Linked DNA regions of Homo sapiens: region 2 is linked to region 1. Evidence: read pairs that join two places in POLR2A ChIA-PET (ENCODE). Cell type or tissue: PC-9. All regions are shown on one strand.

The links. ChIA-PET counts read pairs that join two places held together with the same protein. Peaks named below come from ENCODE experiments on the same cell type or tissue, not always from the same donor. Only the 100,000 strongest peaks of a DNase experiment are listed, where the experiment ranks them.
Region 2: POLR2A ChIA-PET joins it to region 1 with 31 read pairs; 2 of 35 experiments call an interaction of 5 or more read pairs at or near these places.

The regions. Positions count from the first base shown.
Region 1 is chr7:128,884,896-128,889,895 of GRCh38, forward strand. It overlaps KCP (kielin cysteine rich BMP regulator), which reads right to left. Exons shown (of 40, transcript NM_001366122.1): 22 at 3,968-4,144; 23 at 2,320-2,405; 24 at 1,981-2,071; 25 at 1,760-1,842; 26 at 1,569-1,662; 27 at 202-375. Among named protein-coding and RNA genes, the nearest start is that of SPMIP1, 21 kb to the left of the region's middle. RefSeq lists an enhancer at 1-423. In PC-9, no CTCF peak of the experiment used is centred here; a DNase peak (open chromatin) is centred at 4,466; H3K4me3 peaks cover 1,896 bases; H3K27ac peaks cover 2,222 bases.
Region 2 is chr7:129,862,418-129,867,417 of GRCh38, forward strand. All of the region lies in intron 3 of UBE2H (ubiquitin conjugating enzyme E2 H), which reads right to left. Among named protein-coding and RNA genes, the nearest start is that of UBE2H, 88 kb to the right of the region's middle. In PC-9, no CTCF peak of the experiment used is centred here; DNase peaks (open chromatin) are centred at 2,844 and 3,184; H3K4me3 peaks cover 441 bases; H3K27ac peaks cover 4,725 bases.

The sequences.
Region 1 (5,000 bases):
GGGGTCCTTCAGGCTGGCAGCGAGGCAGGGGTGGAGTCCTCTATCTCCAGCCTCCCCCTGATCCCAGGGAGTGGAGTGTGCACAAGGACGGAGGCCACTTCTCCAACTGCCTGTCTCTGCCACCCGGCCCAGCAGCGGCAGGGAGGTGTGGGCCCAGGGCTCCCTCCTCGCCTTTCCCCTCCCGCCCCAGGCTTCCAGTACCAGAGCATTGAGGACAGCAGTCATGGGGCCCTTGGCGGGGCTGGGCGCAAGAGCTGATGCACTGGATGCGTGCACAGGTGACGACGCCCTCGTGACACACACAGGAGGAGCAGGCACTGTCGGGGGGCACCCATCTACTGCCTTCGGGGTGCTCTTCCCCATGAGCCAGGCAGCCTGTGGTGCAAAGTGGGCAGGGACGAGCTCGGAGGTTGAGATCTGGACATCTGCTCCTGGCCCCCACCCTCAGTGGTCAGCTAGGCACGTGGCGCCAGGAGTGAGTTTGCAGGGATATGGCGGGAAGGTGCGATGGGGCAGAACTCCTGTCTGTTGTGGAGGGGAAAGGCACTGGGAGGGGTTCAGAACACCTGGGTTCTAATCCTGTTCTGTTCCTACCTGCTCTCAAGACCAAGCTCCAGGCAGCAGGCACTGCCCAGTGCAGCCCGCACCGGCCACAGACCTGGCATGCAGCAGCTGTGTCATAAATGCATGTGGACCAGGTGAATGGCTCCATCGCTAACCATGTGCCCAAGGTAACTCAGTCTCTCCGGGCCTCAGTCTCCTCATCTGTTAAATGGGGATTTCCTCTGTCCTGCCTCCCTCCCAGAGCAAGTGAAATGCTATGACAGTTCTGTGGTTCTGTAGAAACACCACCACACTGCGCAGGGTGTGGGACGAGGGGGCAGTGGGCAGGCTAAGAAAGGCTCAAGTTCAGAGCCAGATGGTCCAAGTGTCCATCTTGACTCTGCCACCTTCTCTACCTCTCTGTACCTCCACTTTCTCGTCTGTAAAATAGGAGGACTAAGAGTGCTTATCTGGTAAGTTGTTGTGCTGATTAAATGAGATAATACACGTAAAGTGCTCAGGGCCTGGCACATGCTACCTGCTCACTGAATGTCAGGTATCTTGATGATGATGATGATGGTGGTGATGATGATGATGATGATGAATGGGGTGTGGTTAGGAAGAGGGGCAGCTTTTTGTTTTATTTTTTAGACAGAGTCTTCTTTGTTGCCCAGGCTGGAGCACAGTGGTGCAAATGCAGCTCACTGCAGCCTCAAACTCCTGGGTTCAAGTGATCCTCCCACCTTGGCCTCCCAAAGTGCTGGGATTGCAAATGTGAGCCGCTGCACCCAGCCCAAGACAGGCAGCTTTGAGGGAACTCTAACCAGCACCTGGAAGAGGGATGGTCTGGGCAGTCCCGGACAGGGAGAGGTAGGAGAAGCTGAAGGTGGCAAGGGTGTATGCAAGGGCCAGTTGTTGGGGCAGGGAGGTGGGAGAAGAGCTGGCTGAGGGGAGGGAGGTGGGGTGGACAGAGGGACACAGGGCCAAGGGGCTGAAGCAAGGGGTAGGGCTACAGGCGGCCATACCTCTGCAGCGAGGGCAGCAGCTCCCCCGCTCGGTGACCTGGAGCTTGCAGGGAAGGGGTGGGCACTGCAGCCGCACACAGCTGACCTGGCCAGCCTGTAGGAGATGCAGGGACACTGGCTCGCTGCCTAGGCTGGGGCCCAGAGGTGCTATGGTCCAGCTGTCACTCCACACCCCCCACCTCCTGCTATACCTGACAGCGACACCACTCACAGCTGCCTGCTGGTCCCTCAAACTCCTCCCCATCCTGGTGCTCCCGGCCCTGAGAGAGACAGCCTGTGGGGGACACACCTCCTGGGTGGGGGGCCTGTGCCACCCTGCCCTGCTCGGCCCAGCCTTAGGCCTGGCAGGAAGGGAAGGGGGAGGGAGAGGCGGGGAAGGGCATGGGGGCCGCGCATGAGGAAGGCAGCTCACTGTGGCAAACAGGGCAGAAGCAGGGGCCTGGAGAGGGGTGGGGGCAGAGAGCTGGGGGACATGGCTTCTTCTGGCAGCGCATGGAACCTTCCTGGGGGAGAGAGGCCCATCACACCCTCAACTGGACTGCACATTTCCCCAGGGCTGGAGCCCCTACTGAGCCTGCAGGGGCCCAAACACCCTCCCTTGGCCCGGGACACCTGAGCCCAGTCCTGTCCCATGAGATGTGAAGGGCAGAGTGTAGCCCTTGCCACCTGAGTGGAGGAGACAGCCTCTTCCTGGCCAGAGAGGAGTATCAAGGGAGGAAAGGTTACCAAGGTCCTAAAGGGGCTGCCTCACCTGGCAGGTGCAGAGGGAGCAGGTAGGGTCAAGTGGGTCAGGAAGGGTCTCTCCGGAGGCAGTAGTGACGCCATGGTAGCGGCATCCTGGCAGAGCGGGGAGTCCAACAGAAGAGCTGCCATCAACAGAACCTCCACTGTCACACACACACACAGCCCCTCCCCCTCCACACATACACAGCCACAGCCACAGACACACACATAGCCACACACACACATACCCATATACACAGCCACACCCACAACCACATACACACACACAGCCACACACATACATACACGCATATACACACAGCAGGTGGGAGTGCAACAGAAAACCTGCCATCAACAGAACTGCCACTGTCACATACACACACAGCCCCTCCCCCTCCACACATACACACACAGCCACACCTACACCCCCCCACACACAGCCACACACACATACATACACAACCACACCCACATATACATACAGCCACACACACACATACACACATATACCCATATACACACACAGCCATAGACACACACAGCCACACCCACACTCTCATACACACACACATAAACACACAGCCACACACACACATACACGCACCCACATACACACATACCCATATACACAGCCACATACACACACACACACACACATACACACATACCCACCTACACACAGCCACACAAACATACACATAGCCACGCACACACATACACATACACACCCACACACACAGCCATACAAACACATAGCCACACACACATCCCCACATACACAGATGCACACACACCCACACACAGAGACCCCCCCACATACACACCCACACACAGCCACACACACACATACACACACACACACACACATCCCACATACACAGACACAAATACAGACACACACACACATACCCACATACACACAGCTACAGCCATACACACACACACACACACACAGGGCCACACACACATACACAGCCACACAAACACACATATACACACAGTCACACATACACACACAGATACACAGCCACACACACAGATACACAGACACACATACGGTCACACACACACGTACACAGACACACATACACTGTCACACACACAGAGCAACACACACACACAGATACACCCACACAGAGCAACACACACACACACACACACATACACAGATACACCCAAACACACAGGCCAACACACACAGCCACACACAGATACACACATACACACATACAGCAACACATACACACACATATACACACGGCCACACACACACAGAGCAACACACACACACAGATACACAGATACACCCACACAGGCCAACACACACAGCCACACACAGATACACACATACACACATACAGCAACACATACATACACACACATATACACACGGCCACACACACACAGAGCCACACACACACAGCCAGACACACACACACACATACAGACACACACACATACACAGCCACACACACACAGAGCCACACATACACACACACATACATACAAACACACAGCCGTGCCCGGGACCTCTATCAAAGGTGAGGGAGTCGGAGAGTGAGAGAAAAGTATGGTGGAGCGGCAGGCAGTGGGAGGGCTGGGAGGAAAGTGGAATCGGTGAGAAAGGCACCCCGGGAGCCCCAGCAGGGGGAATGGAAGGGCAGGTGTGGCTCTACCCTGGCAGGTCGGGCAGCAGTGCCCAGAGGGGATGAGTGGGTGGCTGCAGCCCGGAGGCTCACAGGGCCGGCGGCCGCAGGTCACGAAGCCTCCAAGACAGGTACACAGGTTGCAGGGTTCTCGGGGGTCTGGGAACTCCTGGTTACTCAGGTAGGACTCCCCCAGGTACTCACAGCCTTTCAGAGAAGAGACAGAGAGGCCGAGGGGAGGGACAGAAAGGGATGAGAGGGCAGTGGTCATAGGCTCTGAGCTTGGGCCTGTTATGCATCCAAGATCTCAAAGATCTAGCGTGGGGGCTGGGGGGTCACAGGCCAAGCCCAGGGGGCAAAGCAGTCGTGAGGGGGGCGGGGTTTGGATTGGCCAAAAGGCAAACTTTCTCCCCTTTATCCTGCAAAAAACCTTCCTGTTTAATTTGTAGAAAAACACCCACAAGGAATCTGCTGCCCCTGGGGTTAAATACTCAGCAGGCCATTGCCAGAGGCACCAGTTTCCCAACCCGGAGAGCTGGGAGTAGCCCCAGCTGACTCAGGTGGTGTGGACCCAAGGTAGCGCCTTTCCCACGCTCTTCCGAGCCCACTGATGAATCCAGGAAGGGGTGGGGTCCCAGGGTGGTGACAGCCCGCTCTTGGCACCTCTGCCATTTGCTCACCTCCCTTTTTAAAAAAGAAGGGTGAATTTCAGGCTCAAAGCCTTGGTGGGCAAAAGTATCTGACAAGGATTTAACAACATTATAATTTTAATTATATTCATTTTTATGGTAATGTGGTCCTGGCAAGTCTAATTTTCCACTTACAGTGTGATATAAAACTCCTTTCTAAATCAAATTAAATTAATAAGTGAGTTAATTGGAAGGCAAATAGTAAATAAAATTACAGTTGGTAAGGGCAAGTGGCCAAAATGGCCAAGATCGCACAAGAGTGAGGGAAGACAGGGGGACTGGGGGACTGGGTCTTTTTACAAGAGCCAAATTTAGGCCCAGAGAGGCTATGTAACTTGCCCAAGACCACACGGCAAATAGCAACAGAGGCAGGA
Region 2 (5,000 bases), 980 kb after region 1:
ATACCTGTAAGGAAAGGTCTTTAGAAAAAATAAGTCCTACATTAGAAGGTCACCAGCATTATGGAGAAAAACACAGCAAAGGAGGAAAACAGAAATGGAAAGGTTGGGGCGGGGTGGCAATTTTAAATGAGATGGTCAGGAAGGGACTTCCTGAGAAAGTGACTTGCTTTGAAGGAGGTGAAAGAGGAGCCACCTGGTACCAAGAGGAGAGGAGAAGGTCACTATAGAGGGAACAGCCAAGTGCAAAGCACATTAGGAGCTTGCCTGATGCTCTGAAGTTTTTTCCTGAAACTGAAGGGATTTGAAAAAGGGGCAGAAAATGAGAAGTGATGTCACAGAGGTGATCAGCATTTGGGGCCCTTTTAAGGACACTGGCTTTTATTCAAGGGAGATGGGGGGGCCACTGAGACTAGTGCCTGAACAGTGACATATTCACATACTTGGCTTAACAAATGGCTTGTGTCCTAAAATAGGCTAGTTGGGGAACAGCTCAATCAGCTCACAGCACCTGAGTGCTGGGGAATGGCAGATCTCAAGCAAAACAAAATGGGAATCCTACAGGGCATTATGCTTCAACGATCTGAGGCCACGGGGCATTTAAAGGTGTTAAGTCAAGCAAATAACTATGGTAAGCTTTAAATGTTTATCAAAACGTCTCTGAAAGACTAAGGTGCCTCCCTCATTGGACATGACCTGGAGAGCACACTTGGAATTAACAGTGTCTATACAGTTTTCAATTAAATCTAGATTTGGCTTAGTTGAGTACAGGAATAAATAACAGAACCAAAAAGGACTTGGTAAACATACGCTTTAGTAATAAATGGTTTGGAGCTCAGTCTCCAGTGCCCCTGCTAAGTACAGAACACCATCTGAGCACTAGTACAGAGGGCAGAATCACACCACAAAGCAAAGTACTAAACAGGGACATGGGTTCTAGCCTCAACTAATCAACTGCAGGCCCTGGGCAAGTCACTTCACCTTGTGGGGTCTGTTTCTTTACCTACGAAGACAAATAGTTGAACTATATGATCTCCCAAATCTCCACTCTTACTCTATTTCTGAAGGCCCTATCAGCTCTAAAAATCTAGCATTTAATAACAATGGCAAGCACTCTGAGAACAGAGGAATTATGGGGAAATATCCAAGAGTTAAGTCCTTAAAGGAAATTAATTCTGTAAGGCAGCATTTTTAGGTACAGAAATTTTCTAGAGAATACAAAACCACCAACATGATAAAATACCATAAAGAGCCACAAAACAAACCCTCTGACTCTTCTAAAGTAGGCAGAAACAGTTTATAACCTTGCCTTTGAGGGATGAACACAACCAGACCAACTCTATCAAGAAACTTTCTACTTTCTAAACTAAAATGATCTCTTCCAATACTAGGTGTTTTTTTTTTTTTTTGAGATAAGGTCACTTCGTCACCCAGGCAGGAGTGTGGTGGTGCAGCACCTTGCTCACTGCAACCTCCGCCTCCTGGGTTCAAGAGATTCTCCTGCCTCAGCCTCCCAAGTAGCTGGGATTACCACAACCAGCTAATTTTTGTATTTTTTCGTAGAGATAGGGTTTCACCATGTTGGCCAGGCTGGTCTTGAACTCCTGACCTCAAGTGATCCACCCACCTCAGCCTCCAAAAGTGTGGGGAATTACAGGCGTGAGCCACTGCACCTGGCCCTCAGGCTTAATTGTTAGAAAAATATCCAAAGCAAATACATGGAAAAAAGCATATCTCCTTGACATTTGTTCTTAGACAAGCTGTGGGCAGTGTTTCTGGCAAAGCCATTTACATTCTGGATAATGATGCCAACAATGGAACTCCTGGACAAGGAGGGGGGAGACAGAGAAAGAACGGGCCAGAAATTCGGAAAAGGAATGTTCTCAGGACTGTGTTGAGTTGGCCCTGGCATGTTCTCCTTCCTTTTGGCAATGCTATCATCACATTAATGAATATGTCTGCAACAAGGGAATTTTCCCAACACTTGTTTCCATTAGACCAGGAACTATTTTCAAGATATTTTAAGAGAACATATTTTGAAAACTGCTTTTATGGCAACATAAGTAGAAGTAGCAGGTTATTTTTAATCTTCATGATTTAAGATTTTATTCACTACCAGGCATTTTCTTTTTCTTTTCTTTCTTTTTTTTTTTTTTTGAGACAGAATCTCACTCTATCACTCAGGCTGGAGTGCAGTGGCGATCTCGGCTCACTGCAGCCTCCACCTCACGGGTTCAAGCTATTCTCCTGCCTCAGCCTCTCAAGTAGCTGGGACTACAGGTGCCCACCACCACACCCAGCTAATTTTTTTGTATTTTTAGTAGAGATGGGGTTTCACCATGTTAGCCAGGATCGTCTTGATCTCCTGACCTCGTGATCCACCCACCTCAGCCTACCAAAGTGCTGGGATTACAGGAGTGAGCCACCGTGCCCGGCCACTACCAGACATTTTCTAACAACATATTTCAGTGATTTGACCAGATTAAAATCAGAACTCCTTAAGTTTTTTGGACAGTTATTCTCTGGCGTAGTTCTAGCACTCGTTAAAGGGGATGGGGAGGATCGTACAACAGGAATAAATGTCCAGCTAAAATGCTTACCCTTCTCTGTCCTGCGTCTTTTAGCAGAAGGGAATTAGGTAATTTATAATTCTGGAGAAGGAATCCAAATCACACTTAATGTAAAACTATTATTATATATCTTAAAAAATAAAAAGTACAGATTACAACAGAAAAATATGCCTTGCTTTTGCTTGTTCCACTCCAATACTCAACTGCTCTAGAATAACAAATCTCATGACCCATAGGCTAATAGGCAGTGAAAATAAATAACATTGTGCTAAGTCATGCTGAAAAACTGGTTTTTATTTCAGCCTCTGTGTCCAGTCCCAGGAAGGGGTCTATACAGAGTTGCACACACTTCTGAGTAACTTCTGACATTGGGGTCAATATGTAAATAAATGAGGCCAAGCTTCACCTATTTTTCCATCTTTGTTCCCTTTATTTGAGAGGATATTAATGATCAAATTTGTGGGTAGATGAAATACTTTGGGCCAATCACCAGAAATTTCACCTGTCAGAATTATCTTGACAAAAGGAGAGGTTAGACAAACGACTTGTGAATCAAGGTAAATCCACCCTACGGTAAACGGGTGAAGATCACCAAAGGCCAAAACAGCAGCTACATCCCAGGGATAAAATAAGCCTAGGCTAAGGTGGTTCAGACAGCTGTGGCTGATGCAATTGCATTATAAGCTTATGAATTCCTGTGAGAAAACAGTTAAGTGAATACATTAAGTCATTCTGATCGTCTATCTTCAGAACAACTGCCCACATAAAGTAGACTGTTCACAACCAAACTGATTAATTCTATTTTTTCAGTAGGTATAATTGTTTAAAATATTCTTATTAAAGACTGAATCTCATCTTCCCTTGCAGTATCTCAGACTATAAATTATTTAAGGGTAATAACTTGGATCTCTGTTCCTAGCACACAGGGTGACCAGAGTAGGGGTGTTCCAATTGAGTAAGGGTGGGGGGGTGCTGCCAGCTCCACTAGTGACAGACATTGGCCAGCTATGTGCAGGAGTCCACAATCTGATAGATTTTCATCTAACCTCAGACAGCCAGGCCCCACCTGAGGCAGCCTGTGCCCGGGTAGAAATCTCTTCAGAAATCTGAGCCTTTCCTACTCAGGAGAGATGGACCTGGGCCTGTCTCTTCTTGGGTGAGGAACCAGGCAAGGAGCTCACTCTCAATGCCCTGTGTCATGGGAACTTCTGAACTGATCCTGTGTGTGTTCAGGAGATCTAAACTCAACAAGGGGTCCTCTTTTCTGTTTCTTCCTTTCTCTCTGGTAATATAGAGTCTGAGGAATGGGCTAGATGGATAAGAAAAGGTCATTTATAACTAAGAAAAGGTGAAGTGTTATCCTTCAATAGCATAACCCTTCTACCAACCTAGTGGATTATCAAAACCTCTGGCCTACTTTCCTTTGGTTTCATTTTTGGGAGACTAACTTCTGTTTTGTTTTCATAGTTTATCTTTCGATCGCTGGGTCGTTCATATAACCACACTGTTGGGTTCAGGCAGTACTTATTTTCATGGTCAGAGACAATACAGTACAGAATACATTGGACTTGAACTCACAAGACCCAACTACAATTCTCTACCACTCTTAGAGTTGTAGTTAAAAGATCAGGCTCCAAAAGATAAATGTTTGAGGTGACAGATATCCCAATTACCCTGTTTTGATCATTACGTATTGCATATATGTACCAAAATAGCACATGTACCCCAAAAATGTGTGTAACTGATGTAACAATACATTTTTTAAAAAGGACCAGGCTCCAGTCAGAATGCCTAAATGCCACTGTGTGAGCCTCTGGGGCAATCTACTTCATCTCTTTGCCTTTCTGTTCCCTTATTCCTAAAACTAGGTTAAATAATGGTATCTACACATCATTAATCGTGAAGATTAAATGAGTTAATATATGTAAAGCATTTGAACAGTAACTGGCATACAGTAAGCATGCAGTAATGTTAGAATTAGCTTAATAAGTTAAATGAACAAGTAATTTCATCTTACTGTCTTCATCCTAAAACTGATTAATATTTACCCTATGTGTCCATCTCTTAATGCTCTTACAAGTGTGAAGAACATGAGAGGATATTATGATTTACATATGTTTCCCATAACTCTGTCACACTAGAAATGGAAAATACAATTATAATTTTTATTTTTAATATTTATTATTTGTGTGACACAGCCCCAGGAGGTCCTGAGAACATGTGCCCCATATTTATTATTAAGAAGACCATCCTACACATGCACACGTATGTTTATTGCGGCACTATTCACAATAGCAAAGACTTGGAACCAACCCAAATGTCCAACAATGATAGACTGGATTAAGAAAATGTGGCACATATACACCATGGAATACTATGCAGCCATAAAAAATGATGAGTTCATATCCTTTGTAGGGACATGGATGAAATTGG